Linked DNA regions of Homo sapiens: region 1 is linked to region 2. Evidence: read pairs that join two places in POLR2A ChIA-PET (ENCODE). Cell type or tissue: endothelial cell of umbilical vein. All regions are shown on one strand.

Region 1 (8,000 bases), 390 kb before region 2:
GCACTTTGGGAGGCTGAGGCGGGTGGATCACCTGAAGTCAGGAGTTCAAGACCAGCCTGGCTAACGAGGCGAAACCCTGTCTCCATTAAAAATACAAAGATTAGCTGGGTGTGGTGGTGTGCACCTGTAGTCCCAGCTACTCAGGAGGCTGGGGCAGGAGAATTGCTTGAACCTGGGAGGCAGTGGTTGCAGTGAGCCGAGATCACGCCACTGCACTCCAGCTTGGGTGACAGAGCGAGACTCTGTCTCAAAAAACAAAGAGACATATAATCTGTATAATATGTCAGTTGAGCTGTATGCATGTCTGATTAATATATCTTACAGTATTTTGGAGACATTCTGGTTTTGAGAGTATTCGAAAAATTCATCCTTTGCCTTTGGCCGGGCATGGTGGCTCACATCTATATATAACCCCAGCACTTTGGGAGGCTGAGGCAGGTGGATAACTTGAGGAGGGAATTCAAGACTAGCCTAGCCAACATGGTGAAACCCCATCTCTACTAAAAATACAAAAAATTAGCTGGGTGTGGTGGCGCACACCTGTAATCCCAACAACTCAGAAGGCTGAGGCATGAGAATGGCTTAAACCTGGGAGGCAGAGGGTGCAGTGAGCCAAGATCACACCCCTGCACTCCAGCCTGGGTGATAGAGCAAGATCCTGTCTCAAAAAAAAAGAAAAATTTATTTTCAATTATTTTATAGTTTTTTAAATAGTTGGTTTGTTCAATTAAGAGTCCAGACAGGGTTCGTACTTGATATTTAGTTGATGTCTCTGAAATGTGATCATATAGCAGGGGTTCTTAACCTTTTTTGCAGTGTGGACTGCTTTGGCTGTTTGAAGCATATGGATCCTTCACAATTTTTTTTTTAATTTTTAAATTTATTTTTTTTTTACTTTTTTCCACAACAAAAGCCACATTCAACACAATTTTTAATGCATAAATTAAAATACTTTGGATCACAAAGGAGATGAATTGTATTCGCATGGTTATTATTTTAAAAAATATTATATAATTATTTAATGTATTCAAAAAACAAGATAGTAGTGGGTCTAATAGCTACCATAAGTTTGAAGTACTGATACATGTAAACAATATTTTGACATCTGACAAGTGTTACCTAATATGAAAATAGCTCTTCTTTTGGTAGTCACAGATACTAATACTACTACTGTGGTTCTTGTCGTGTTCGTTATAGAAGGGAAATGCTAAATCTCATTTTGAGGTTAATAAAAATAAAGATGTAAATTTTTTTCCTACTCAGATCACAGATCTTCTGAATTTTATCTTTGAAATCCAGGTTAAGAACCTCCAGTATATAGGTTTAGTTTACCTGCCCTCAATTTTTTTTTTCCTCTTTATTTGTTGAAGAAAGCAGGTAAACCCATCTCCCCCCAAGCTTTGTTTCTGTATATGTACGTTTTGTTGTGGTTGTTTTTGAACCATCCAAGAATAAGTAAAACATCATGTCATGTCATCTCTAAAATTTAAGCATGCATCTCCTAACAATAAGAACATTCTTTTGTATAGCCACAGTATCATTGTTACACCTAAGAAATTTAACATTAACCTAATATCCTCTAAAAAGTATCCATATTCAAGTTTTCTCAATTATCCTAAAATATTTTTCTATTTAGGATTAAATCAAGTATGCATATAGTGTCTTCTCTTTATTTTTTTTTTTTGAGATGGAGTTTCGAGCCCAGGCTGGAGTGCAGTGGCATGATCTCAGCTCACTACAACCTCCGCCTCGCAGGTTCAAGCGATTCTCCTGCCTCAGCCTCCCAAGTAGCTGGGATTACAGACATGCGCCACTATGCCCGGCTAATTTTGTATTTAGTAGAGACGGGGTTTCTCTATGTTGGTCAGGCTGGTCTCGAACTCCTGACCTCAGGTGATCTGCCTGCCTCAACCTCCCAAAGTGCTGGGATTACAGGCATGACCACCATGCCCGGTCTAGATTCTTTAAATATAAGACAGTTCCTCCTGCTCCCTTCTCCCCACCCAGAGAAATCCAGAAAAGTTCCATTTTCTGGATTTGTCTTATTGCTTCCTCATCATTGTTTAAATATTGTTGGCATGAATGCTACATGAATGATATGTACTTATGGTGTCATATAATGTGTCCCATTGTTAGTGATACTAGGTTTGATCACCTGCAGATCTCTCCGTTGTAAAGGTATCCCTTTGCCCCTTTGTAATTTAATAATATGTGAGATTATTCTTCAAGTCAGGTTCTCCCAACAACTTCAGTTGCTTTAGCACTTTGTTGACTCTTGCCTGAATCAGTTGTTACACTGGGGGGTTTCAAAATGGTGATTCATAAATTCTGTTATTGCTGCTGCATTTATTAGCTGTCACTCTTCTGTAGAAAAGAGTCTCCAATTTTCATTTTTTAAAAAAGTATCACTGTGATTCATGAATTTTTTTTTTTTAATTCAATATGTTATTACATTGGTATTGTTATTTTGATGCTCAAATTTTCCCAAATATGGCCAGTGGAAATTTCAAGCTAGGTCCTGTGTCCTACTAATATTTCCTCTTTAGTCTTCACTTCCTTCCCCTCTGGTAGATGTTCAGGTTCAACTGGAGGTTCTTTTTTTTTTTTTTTTTTTTTTAAAGACTGCAAATTTTGGCTGGGCACAGTGGCTTGACTCTGTAATCCTAGATACTTAAGAGGCTAAAGCATGAGGATCACTTGAGGGCAGGAGTTCGAGAACCGCCTGGGCACATAGCAAGACCTGGTCTCTACAAAAAAGGTGTGGTGGTGCACACCTGTAGTCCTAGCCACTCAGGAGGCTGAAGCAGGAGGATCACTTGAATCCAGGAGTTTGAGGTTGCAGTGAGCTATGACCGCACCACTGCACTCCAGCCTGAGCAACAAGAGCAAGACCCTGTCTCAAAAAAAAAAAAAAAAAAAATCTAGCATTGAAAAGCAAAATTTTTTCAGGGTGGTTTAAATTACTTTCAATTCTCATTATCTACTTAAAGCCTGTAGGTTAGTTTTTTTGTTATAAGTCAATTTATCATTGAATAAAAAAGTTGTACAGACCTATTACATATGTTTTGTTTATAGGTGACCAAGTCAGCCATCGGGGTGCTCTAACTGGGGGTTATTATGACACAAGGAAGTCTCGACTTGAATTGCAAAAAGATGTTAGAAAAGCAGAAGAAGAACTAGGTGAACTTGAAGCAAAGCTCAATGAAAACCTGCGCAGAAATATTGAAAATATCTTTTTGTTTTGTGCATAGTGATAGATATTGTGGGGGAAGAACTGTGTTTTGGTTGCCATATATAATCTTTTGTTTTTTCACATATTAAAAATTTCTTGTGTTTTAAGTTCAAGAGCTTATGTTTGTTTAGCTTTTGAAGACTAAAAGCTATTTTAATGATTCTTTGCTTAAGTGTTAAGTAGCTAATACCATGAAGTCACTTGGAAGAAAAGAACCCATAGAACACAAAAATAAAGGTTGTATCAGGCAAAGAAAGAGGAAACTGAGAAGGATCAGTTTGTGAATTGTACAAGTAAAACCTTGGTAGTTTTTTTTTTTTTCCCTTCTTCCCTGTTGAATTTATGTAAGCAAGAGATACTGTTTTAAGGAAGAGAGTGGGGGCGGCATCAGTAATGTTACATATTGCTTAGAAGTCAAATATATAAGGACTGGCATTTTATTGTACTTGTACAGTGGCACAGGCCTGTAGTCCCAGCTACTTGGGAGGCTGAGGCAGGAGGATCACTTGAGCCTGGGAGGTGGAGGTTGCGGTGAGCTGAGATCACACCACTGCACTCCAGCCTGGGTGACAAAGTGGGACCCTGTCTCAAAAAAAAAAAAAAAGGTGACAGGGGAGGGTGAAAAATGTTAGATTTTACTGTCTTGAAGTTATTTGGTGCAGATTTAATGTTAGTGGAGGAAATGGCTGTCAGATAACCAAGTCGGAGTAGCCATAGTTTTTTTTTTTACATAAAAATGGTGCTGCATGAGGAGTGGTTAGTTCAGTTCACAAATGAAACAATTGTATATGTGGATTTTCTTAAAACCACCATGGTGCTTTGGTATAAGAAGTACTTTATGTGTGCTTTCCATTTTGCCACACAAGTTGAAAAATATAGGTACTTGAGCATCAAGAATAGATATAAAGTTAATGATTTTTAACTGCTTCAGGTGAAACTGGAATTTTTTTAAAACTGCAGATTTATAACTTCTGTGCCATCAGTGCAAGCACAGAAAAAGAAAAATAAGCACCTGAGCTTTGACCTTGCAGGGGTCTGCATATCGCACTTTAAAGAACTGCCTGAATTTGGCAAGATGTTAACACAAAGAGCGTATGGGGAAATACTGAGGAAAAGGAGGATGTTGACAGTGTATACCAGCTGTCTTCCTGTGTTTGATAATCCAGCTAGATTGAATTATTCCACACATGGCAAGAACTCTTCATACATAAACCCTTAACATAGTGCCTTAAGCATAGTAACAGTAAACATTTGTTGAATGAAAAGATATTTAAAAGTATGTAATATTGTTAGATTTCACCTAACCTCCTTTATGGTTTTCCAAGAATTTGTTTTGTATAACTTTTAGTAAAACAGTATACATGTTATTCTGAGAGTGAAATGGGGTGAAATGTTTCAAGCTTCTTTATGATTGAATGCATTTTGGGTAATATAGTTCAGCATTGTTTTGGTCCATAAATTTGAGGACATAAATGTTATTTGGGGGTAAAGAAAAGGAAGGGATACATGGTGTTGTGTCTAAAAAGAATTAAGAACATACGATATATTTACAACCTGGAGATAATTTTCCTTAGCCTTGTATATGGATTAATAATGAAATTGATCAGTTGATGAACCAAATGCAACAGATCGAGACCCAGCAAAGGAAATTTAAAGCATCTAGAGATAGCATATTATCAGAAATGAAGATGCTAAAAGAGAAGAGGCAGCAGTCAGAGAAAACCTTCATGCCTAAGGTTCGTAAGTATATCTTTGGTTATAGATCGATTGTTACAGATTAATAATATGGAAATATGAATCATACATTATATGGGTTATCCTTGAATTTTATGTTTCATTTTTGTTTGGACCCATACTTTTTTTTTTTGAAGACAGAGTCTCTTTCTGTCTCACCCAGGCTGGAGTGCAGTGGTGCGTTCTCAGCTCACTGCAGCCTCCACCTCCTGGGTTCAAGCGATTTTCCTGTCTCAGCCTCCTGAGTAGCTGGGACTACAGACATACGCCACCACATCCGGCTAATTTTGTGTTTTTAGTAGACATGGGGTTTCACCATGTTGTCCAGGCTTGTCTCAAACTCCTGACCTCAGATGATCCACCTGCCTTGCCCTCCCGAAGTGCTGGGATTACAAGTGTGAGCCACTGTGCCCAGGCTAGACCCATACTTTTGGATATCTACATCTATTTTACCATTCTTAAACCCATGGATACCCAAAGTCTCCTATTGTTGGCACGTTCAAACTTTCCACCTTCATTGAACAAATAGGCATTTGAAGCTGTGACATAAGAGTACTGTCTGATGGTCAGTTTTTGTCAGTAACCATTTTTATCTGAAGCACAATGGAATTAGTTGAATATTTGATTCCGTTTTGTCCAGATTGTATTAAAATTAGAAAGCAAACTTATAAGTGATAGTGTGTTATTGGTCTCATAAACTTGACAGTTTTGACAAATCTTTTACTTAGTATAATACTAAAACTACAAAGAGCTTAAAAAAAAAAAAAAAGATGTGCCTACAGTTGTACCATCCCAACCATATTCTGACAACTTTTTATTTTTTGAGGGGGATGGAGTCTCGCCCTATCGCCCAGGCTGGAGTGCAATGGCGTGATCTCGGCTTACTGCAACCTCCACTTCCTGGGTTCAAGCAATTCTCCTGCCTCGGCCTCCAGAGTAGCTGGGATTGCAGGCGTGTGCCTCCACACCCAGCTAATTTTTGTATTTTCAGTATAGACGGGTTTCACCATGTTGGCCAGGCTCGTCTCGAACTCCTGACCTCGTGATCCACCCACCTTGGCCTCCCAAAGTGCTGGGGTTACAGGCGTGAGCCACTGCGCCCGGCAACTTTTTGTTCTTATAATATGCCTGAAGATTTTTGTATAGTTTAATCATGGAATATGATCTGCCCCACCCTGCCCCACCTATACTATTACATCATATTTTTCTTGTTGCTAGAGTCCTAATTACCAAATTAATAGGCACCTAATATTTGAGTTGATATGTCTATATATTTAGCTCAATCAAATATAGATTGTTTTAAAATTTTCACTATAAGTAATACAGTGGCTAATACCTTACTAATAAATGGATAATGTCATATAGCAACGTAGCTTACAGAGTTTGGAGGCAAGCTTGCATGCTATGGAGTCTACCAGAGAGTCATTGAAAGCAGAACTGGGAACTGATTTGCTTTCTCAACTGAGTTTGGAAGATCAGAAGAGAGTAGATGCACTGAATGATGAGATTCGTCAACTTCAGCAGGTAAGTAGACAGCTGACTGGAAAAAGAATTCGTTAGTAATTGGCTATTGTGAAAAGGGCCTTTCTTGCTAACTAGGGCAATATGAAAGAAAAGAACTGAGAAAATATTAAAATGAGGCTTGGACTTTTAATATACATAGGAGTAAATAAGATTTTGTTTTTCTAAACCAATCTAGCTAGGTTAGGATTATACAAGAAATTTTCATTTCCTTAAAATTTAGTTAATTAGCATTACTTATTAGTTGTAAGTATTGCTATGAGTTTGAGCTTGTTAGCCTTACCATATTTATCTTACTGCCTTTACATATTTAATGTTTTGATCAAGCATTTTAATTGATTTTTAAAACTGCATAGATGTAAACTACCAACACCGATTCTAAAAAATGAAAAGCATTTAAAGAAACTGTTTTTGACAGCATGCGTTATAAAAAGGGCCAGCCACAAAAATTTAACATTATGAATTGATAAGAGAAAAATGAAGAAAGTATAGGGCTTTTTTGAAGAATATAACATATTAAACTTCATTTCAGCTCACATGAGCACAAGTACTAGAGAGGACAGCAAATGAGCACCATTCCTGTGTGTGAAATGTACATGCTTATATAGACAACTTTTTCTTAATTCTAGGAAAACAGACAGTTGCTAAATGAAAGAATTAAATTAGAAGGTATTATTACTCGAGTAGAGACTTATCTCAATGAGAATCTGAGAAAACGCTTGGACCAAGTAGAACAGGTGTGTATGTGTTTTTTTTTTTTTTTTTAAGGGCTCCTTGGTGGCCATGACCTATTGCAAGTGGTTATATCAGAGGCTCTGATTGAAAGCATGGGCTTTGGGGACAGAAAGCTTAGTGTCTTGTGGGCCTTGGGTTGGAATTCTGCCACCTAGTGTGTGATTTTGGACAAGTCACTATTTCTAAGCCTCAGTTTCTTGTGTGAATTAAGCATTATCATACTTGTTTTATATAATTGCTATCCTGACACATTCTAAGTACTTTGTTAATATTTTTTCAGTGGTGGTTAGATGCTTAGAAATTTTCTAGTAATTGTGTCTTTTTTTTCTTCCCTTTAATGGATACTTCTAAGTATTTGTAATTATATGATGTATTTATATTTTTTTGTTTTCTTGAATGTTTATTCAGACAATAGCCATAGAAAATGTTGGCAGTCATAACATTTGAAACTAATGGAATTTGTATTTTTTGTTACAGGAACTTAATGAGCTGAGAGAGACAGAAGGGGGTACTGTTCTCACAGCCACAACATCAGAACTTGAAGCCATCAATAAAAGAGTAAAAGACACTATGGCACGATCAGAAGGTGAATTTTTATGTAGTAAAATTTTGTTTATATGCATGTTTTATAAAATTGTTTACTACAGAATGAAATGTCCAAATAGGCAGAAGCATATGCTAATGATTTTTTGTTTTCCATTATAAACAATGTATAGCAAATGGAATTTAGGAAGTTGACTATAAATAGTAACTTTTGTTTTACTGAAATGTTTATGAC
Region 2 (8,000 bases):
TCCACTGCCATTGAGGTAGTATAGACCTTCACACTATTTCTCGTGGGCTAATTGCAGTAGCTTCAACCTAGGCTCTGTGTTTTTTATTTGTCTTTCTCAAGTCCATCCATTCAAACCTAGAGAAAACAGACTTTTTAGAACAGTACTCTGATTATCATGGTTTGCTTCAAAACTTTAAATTGTGCTTTATTATCTGGTCAAAATGGTCTAGATTCCTTAGGTTGATATTTAAGACCCTAGATTTCTCACTTTGTTCCCCTCCTCTCCTTATTGCTTATTTTCCCTCCCAATCCCCTGGGTCTCAGTTCAAATATGCTTTTTTTTTTCACCCCAACTTCCCCCAACAGTCAGTTCCAACTTCCTTTCCTTATGTGTTTTCTTGTTGTTGTTTACAGCAGTTATCACATTCTGACACTTTATTTCCTTATTTTATGATTCCCCACTCCATGCACACTACAGTGTAAGTTTCATGTGGATGGAAACTTGCTTTGTTTCCTGCACTGCTGAATCTTTCATGTAGATGGAAACTTGTTTCATTTCCTGCACTGTTGAATCTCTAGTAGGTGCACAGTAAGTTTTTCTTTCATGAATGAGTCAGTGAAATGGGTCACCACCTTAAAGATAAAGAACTTTGTGAATGGCCATGAAGATCCAAAAGAATGGCTCTTTAATGGTGAAATTTTATAAGCAAGCAGTGAAGGACCTATTTGGAGCAGAGACTCTCTAGCCTCCCTCAAATCACATTATAGTCTTTTTACGAATTGTAAGTTTCATGAATACAAACATTTAGTATATTGTAGTCTGTTTCTTCAGTGCCCAGTATTGTGTCTGGAAAAAGAGAATGTACATATCAATAATTTTTTGTCTGAATGAATGAATTAATGCAGTAAGTGTTCCTACCAAGCTCCCAGCTGTGGCTTCTACTCCTGGTGACTCTGCATCACATTTCTCTCCAGTTCTGGGGCAGAGGTTTGTCCTTAGATCTCAAAAGGATGTAAGAAAAGTTGATAATCTTCACTTTGTTCAGCCTTTTTCTTGTGAGGACAGGAACGATGACTTCAAAATTTTTTATGTGTTAGATTGGAAACTGGAAGTCGGCTGTAAGTTTTTATAGAAGATTTTTACTAAATTGAGGTAATTCCCCACTGTTTCTAAATTGGTGACAGTTTTTAACATGAATGCATTTTGAATTTGTTAAAAGTTTTCCTTGTATGAATCATCAAATGATCTTACTTCTTTAGACTGTTGATATGGTAAATAACATTGATTGATTTTCAAATATTAAACCCACCTTGCATATCTGGAATTAATCCTAATCATTCTCGGTCATGATGTATAATCCCTTTTATATTGTTGAATTCAGTTTTCTTATTTATTTATTTATTTATTTATTTATTTTTTTAAGTTTTAGGGTACATGTGCACATTGTGCAGGTTAGTTACATATGTATACATGTGCCATGCTGGTGCGCTGCACCCACTAACTTGTCATCTAGCATTAGGTATATCTCCCGATGCTATCCCTCCCCCCTCCCCCCACCCCACAACAGTCCCCAGAGTGTGATGTTCCCCTTCCTGTGTCCATGTGATCTCATTGTTCAGTTCCCACCTATGAGTGAGAATATGCGGTGTTTGGTTTTTTGTTCTTGAGATAGTTTACTGAGAATGATGATTTCCAATTTCATCCATGTCCCTACAAAGGACATGAACTCATCATTTTTTATGGCTGCATAGTATTCCATGGTGTATATGTGCCACATTTTCTTAATCCAGTCTATCATTGTTGGACATTTGGATTGGTTCCAAGTCTTTGCTATTGTGAATAATGCCGCAATAAACATACGTGTGCATGTGTCTTTATAGCAGCATGATTTATAGTCCTTTGGGTATATACCCAGTAACGGGATGGCTGGGTCAAATGGTATTTCCAGTTCTAGATCCCTGAGGAATCGCCACACTGACTTCCACAATGGTTGAACTAGTTTACAGTCCCACCAACAGTGTAAAAGTGTTCTTATTTTTCCACATCCTCTCCAGCACCTGTTGTTTCCTGACTTTTTAATGATTGCCATTCTAACTGGTGTGAGATGGTATCTCATTGTGGTTTTGATTTGCATTTCTCTGATGGCCAGTGATGATGAGCATTTTTTCATGTGTTTTTTGGCTGCATAAATGTCTTCTTTTGAGAAGTGTCTGTTCATGTCCTTTGCCCACTTTTTGATGGGGTTGTTTGTTTTTTTCTTGTAAATTTTCTAATATTTTGTTGAGAATTTTTGTGTCTTAAGTTCCTGACATAGAAATCTCATGAGAGACATTGATTTATAGTTTTCTTTTTTGTACTGTCTTTGATTTTAATATCAAGGTAATACCTCATAAAATGAGTTTGAAATTGTTTCCTCTATTTTTTGGAAGACATTGCATAAAATCGGTGTTAATTCATTTCTAAGCATTTGGTAAAAGTCTGCAGTGAAGCCATCTGGACCTAGAATTTCTTTTTTGAAAAACTTCTTAGTTACAAATATTTATTTAATGGCAGTAGTACTATTCAGGTTTTCTGTTTCATCTTGATTGAGTTTTGGTAGTTTGTGGCTTTGAAATAATTAGGTTATATCTTATAAGTTTTTGAATTTATGATTTTAATTACAAAGATTTTTGTAATATGTCCTTTTTATCTTTTTAAACACCATAGGATCAGTATTCCTTTTTTTTATTGCTAATATTTGAAATATGTGCCTTCTCCCTTTTTTATCTTTGTAAGTCATGGCAGAGGGCTATAAACATTGATTTTTTTCCACCAAAAAACTATCTTATATTTACATTATTCTCTTCCTTTTTTCATTTTTATTGATTTATACTCTTATTTTTATTACCTTCCTTTTGCTTGCTTGGACTTATTTTTATCTTTTTCTGTTTTCTTGAGATGGAGACTTAGATTACTGATTTGAGATCCTGCCTCTTTTGTAAGGTAAAAATTTAGTGCTATAAACTTCCCTCTTAGCACTAGCTTAGCTATGTCCCATAAGTTTTTTTATTATAAAATATGCATAACATATAATTTATCATTTTAGCCATTTTTACTTGTAGAGTTCACTGGCATTAAGCACATTGACATTGCTGTGCAACGATTACCATTATTCATCTCCAGAACATTTTCGTCATCTGAGACTGAAACTCTGTACCTGCTGAACAATAAGTCCTCATTCCCCTCTCTCCTCAGCACCTACTAACCACGGTTCTGCTTTCTGTCTCTATGAATTTGACTATTCCAGGTACCTCATATAAGAGGGATCATAAAATTGTTTTTTTGTGTGTGGCTTATTTCACTTGGTTTATAATGTTTTCCAGGTTTATCCATGTTTAGCACCTATCAGAAATGTATTCAAGTCTGTATAATACTCCGTTATATAAACATACCACATTTTGGTTATTCATTCGTTAATAGACACTTGGGTTGTTTCCACATTTTGATTATTGTAAATAATGCTGCCATGAACATTGGTGTACAATTACCTGTTTGTGTCCCTGCTTTCAGTTCTTTTCGATATATACCTTGAAGTTGAATTGCTGGATTATATGGTAATTTTATGTTTAATTTTTTGAAGAACCACTGTACAGTTTTTCACAGCAACTGTACCATTTCCCAACAGCAATGCACAAAGGTTCCGATTTCTCCACATCCTCACTAGTACTTGTTATTTTCTATTTTTTGATAATAGCCATCCCAGTGGGTATGAAGTGGTATCTTGTTGTGATTTGCATTTCCCTAGTGATTACTGATGTTGAGCGTCTTTTCATGTGTTTATTGCCCACTTGTATATCGTTAGAGAAATATCTATTGAAGTCCATTGCCCATTTTAAAATTGGCTTCTTTGAGGTTTTTTGTGGTGGTCTTGTTTTATTGTAGTTCTTTATATATTTTTGGATATTAATCCATTATGAGATATATGATTTGCATATATTTTCTCCCACTATATAGGTTGCCTTTTCACTCTTCATAGTATCCTCTGATGCACTAAAGTTTTAAATTTTGATAAAATCTAACATCGATTTTTCTTTTTTTATTATGTATAGCTTAAAAATGTGTTCCACACCCATTCTTCAGAGTTCTGTAGTTTGTGCTTTTCTGTATCTCCAACCTCTGCCTTAAAAAATAATAATAAATAGAAAAATCTTGACAAGACCAATTAAAAATGAAAAGGTTTTTTAAAGCTCAGTAACACTGCAAGTAATTTAAATTGCCAATACAGAGCTTTCAACCAGAATGGAAAGGGAGAAATATACCTTATTTTCTGTTCTTTTAGAGTCCTAGTAAATTGAGAAGCAGTTTTTATTTGTAAATGTCAATTTATGCATTTATATAACATCAGAACACATGCATATTTGAAAGCATATATGAGATTTCATATTTGAAAGCTGGATGTAGCTCACAATCAACTTGAACACCTTCCAAAGGAGACTGAAAACAGTACACAGATAACCAACTTTGGCAACACAGTGAACTGCTAGACCTCCTAGATACTATAGGCATGAGAGGAAAAAGAAGATACTGATAGCTATTAATAGCTAACTGGATATTAAGAAGATTATCTTGATCCATTTTGGTAGTGAAAATTCAAGATTAAAATTCACAATTATCAAAGTTGTAAAACTTTTAAGATAATATTTTAAAATCACTTTTCCATTTCCATTTATTTCCATGTCTTGAGGTAGATTATGACCCTCAAACTGAACTCAAGGTGTATCTGATATTATTGTGCTGAATTTGGTTAACAAAATCAGTACTTCAAATTTTGGAATATATGTAAACATTTGTGGCTGAATTGGTTACTTAAAGAGGTTGGAAAAGTAATCATTCAGAAACAACATTTTAATTTTATCAGATGTCATCTTGAAGTAGTGGTTTCAGATTTGTGGTTGACTTAGTTTTTGAGAAAATACAATTGTGATACAGAAAAAAGAAGTTTTTATTTTCTGGCAATGCAAGTATGTTCACTAAATGATTTAAAATTTTAAAATAAAAGTTGCCTATCTAATAAGGTTATGTTTCCCGTTGTTTGTGTTCAGAAATTATAGATTTATTTTCTTGCTTAGAAGTATTATCTAGTATGTTCTTTAATAATGCTTATTGAATTTTTATGTTGGTCAATTTACAGGTGAATTATGTAACCTCATTACGCTGGATGTAGCTCACAATCAACTTGAACACCTTCCAAAGGAGATTGGAAACTGTACACAGATAACCAACCTTGACTTGCAGCACAATGAACTGCTAGACCTCCCAGATACTATAGGTATGAGAGGAGAAAGGAGATATTGATAGCTGTTAATAGCTAACTGGATATTAATAGGACTATTTTTGATCCATTTGGTAATGAAAATTCAGGAGTAAAATTCACAATTACCAAAGTTGTAAAACTTTTAAGATAATATTTTAAAATCATTTTTCATTTCCTTTTCTTGGCAAAGAAAATAGGTTTTAGGAAATGAGCCCAATGGGATTATAAAAGAGAGAGAATATTGAGTTACATGTATATATATTCTGTCATAGTTTGAATTGCAAAATGGGTGGCTTTTTCTATTTCTGCTTATTTCTGAGTTGCATGTTATTATACTGGGTGTGGTCCTTTCTTTGCTAAAGTATTCCATACTGAAAAATAAAACCATTGCTATTTAGTTTTTTAAACATGGCCAATATACTTTAAAGTTTGTTTATCTGTAATACTAAGGGGATAAGCAAGGAGATGACTTGAAGTTCAAAATATGTTTTATAGACTTAGCCAAATTGCAAAAAATTGAATTGAGCTGTGATATGTTTTGTGTTTATGTAGTCTTATTTTTCCGATTGCCCATAAATTTATACCAGTAAAGTGAATTTTAAAAATTCTGATGCCTTTTTAGTTATTAATGTGGTATAAGGATACTATAATGTTTATTTAGAAAAATTACATCTCTACTTAATTTACATAATTTCAGTCATGAATATTTAGTATTTTAATTTTTTAATTTTTATTTTTTTTGAGACAGAGTTTCACTCTGCCTCTCAGGCTGGAGTGCAGTGGCGTGATCTTTGCTCACTGCAGCCTCCGCCTCCTGGGTTCATGCGATTCTCCTGCTTCAGCCTCCTGAGTAGCTGGGACTACAGGCGTCCACCACCACGCCTGGCTAATTTTTTTCTATTTTTAATAGAGATGAGGTTTCACTATGTTGGCCAGGCTGGTCTTGAACTCCTGACCTCAGGTGATCTGCCTGCCTCTGCCTCCCAAATTGCTGGGATTACAGGCCTTAGCCACCGTGCTTGGTCCAGTCATGAATATTTTAGAGGCATGATTACTAAATCATTTGAGGCCTGTGATGATGTTATCTTTCTCCAGAAGAGTTTTTGTCTGCCTCTGTTGGGTACCTAGTAGAGAGGGGATCACTTCAATCAATTCGTGTTCAAGGCTTGAGATGTGTGTGGTCCCCCAAGTGATTAAAAGTTTTGCTGCAGGCTAACTGGATGACTATTTTATTTCCAGTTCACCCTTACTGGTAGGGTGCAGCTCTAGAGGGTCCCAGTTGAGGTTGATGACTAGAGTCCCCACCCTTGGCAGGCCCTAGATTTTGACTCTTGCTGGAAAAATAACTTAGCCTTTTAGCTGCATCTTCCAGTTAGGGCTGTGTTCTTAGGACAGAATTATCTCCATTGTTTTGCTTGTATCTGGGTTCCCAGCTTGTTTCTGTTCTGGTGCTTAGTCATTACGTTGTTAACTCTCTGATTTTGGTTTTGGAAGATGTTTTTATTTATTTATTTTTTTATTGGGAGAATTTATTTGAATTACCTACCATTACTTGAAACAAAGCAGTTGTTAGGGAATTTCTTAGCAGGGTTGAGTAGATTGTCTTAGGTTATACAGGACAATTATTTACAGAAAAGCAAGCTGAGACATGGATGTAATAAATAGCCGTTAGAATCTATGTTTCCCTGATTTTTGGCCCATGACACTATCGTATTACTATTTGTAGTGGAAAGAGATTACATATTCTAGTTAACTGGTTTATGGTTTAGATGTCCCTCTGAAAGGCAAGATTGTCTCCAACACATAATGAATTATTCTATTAATATCCAAAATAAATATTCTACTAAATGTCCTGTATAAAATAAGAGAATCAGATTTCTGGTTCAAGATAATAAGGACCAAGCACAATTATTTCATGCTTTTTTTTCTCTTTAAAATCTATTGAAATGGCCAAGATGAACAAGGAGATGTGACCTTAGGAGAAAAAAAACATAGGATATTTAAACTGCATGTTTAAAACATGATGAGGCTGATACAAAAAGGGAACAAAGAATAAAATACAATTCTTAGAGATATGTTTGCCAAATCAAATTTAATGGAAAATTCCATATAACCAAATGAACACAGCCAGAGACCAAAGTGATGATCTCTAGGATAAATTAAAAGTCCCCTAGAATCTAGATCAAAAAGAAATGTATACAAAAGAAGTGAAAAGTTAAAAAGTCATGGCAGATAGGACTAGACGTTCCAGAAGGCCAAATAGTGGTGATAGTTATAAAATATAATTTTATAATGTTTCCCTGAACTTGATAAAAACCCGGATAATAAGACCAAAATTGCTTACCAAGAAGAAATAAATTAAAAAGTTACATTCTGGTGGTAGTTTTAAATATTAGATGTATTTGTTTTGAATAAATAATAAATTCACATGTAATGTTATACAACCTATCTTTACCTGGTTTTTGGTTTCAGGGTAATGCTGGCTACGTATGTTCAATTTTTGGAATAGTTTGTATGAAATTGCATTATTTCTTCCTTTAATATTTGATAAAATTCACCAGTGAAGCCATCCAGGACAGGACTTTTCTTTATGGGAATTTGTTTTAAAGCAATTTCAATTACTTTAATAAATATAGGGCTATTCAGGTTATCACTTTCTTCTTCAGCAAACTTGGTCATATGGGTCTTTCAAGGAATATATTTGTTTTATTTCAATTATCACATT

Evidence for each region. ChIA-PET counts read pairs that join two places held together with the same protein. Peaks named below come from ENCODE experiments on the same cell type or tissue, not always from the same donor. Only the 100,000 strongest peaks of a DNase experiment are listed, where the experiment ranks them.
Region 1: POLR2A ChIA-PET joins it to region 2 with 5 read pairs; 3 of 35 experiments call an interaction of 5 or more read pairs at or near these places.

Annotation. Positions count from the first base shown.
Region 1 is chr10:110,593,323-110,601,322 of GRCh38, forward strand. It overlaps SMC3 (structural maintenance of chromosomes 3), which reads left to right. Exons shown (of 29, transcript NM_005445.4): 19 at 3,076-3,228; 20 at 4,817-4,968; 21 at 6,332-6,490; 22 at 7,117-7,224; 23 at 7,700-7,808. Among named protein-coding and RNA genes, the nearest start is that of SMC3, 30 kb to the left of the region's middle. In endothelial cell of umbilical vein, a CTCF peak has its summit at 7,378 (motif pointing left); DNase peaks (open chromatin) are centred at 4,339 and 7,359.
Region 2 is chr10:110,980,476-110,988,475 of GRCh38, forward strand. It overlaps SHOC2 (SHOC2 leucine rich repeat scaffold protein), which reads left to right. Exons shown (of 9, transcript NM_007373.4): 3 at 5,153-5,290. Among named protein-coding and RNA genes, the nearest start is that of MIR548E, 4.4 kb to the right of the region's middle. In endothelial cell of umbilical vein, no CTCF peak of the experiment used is centred here; no DNase peak of the experiment used is centred here.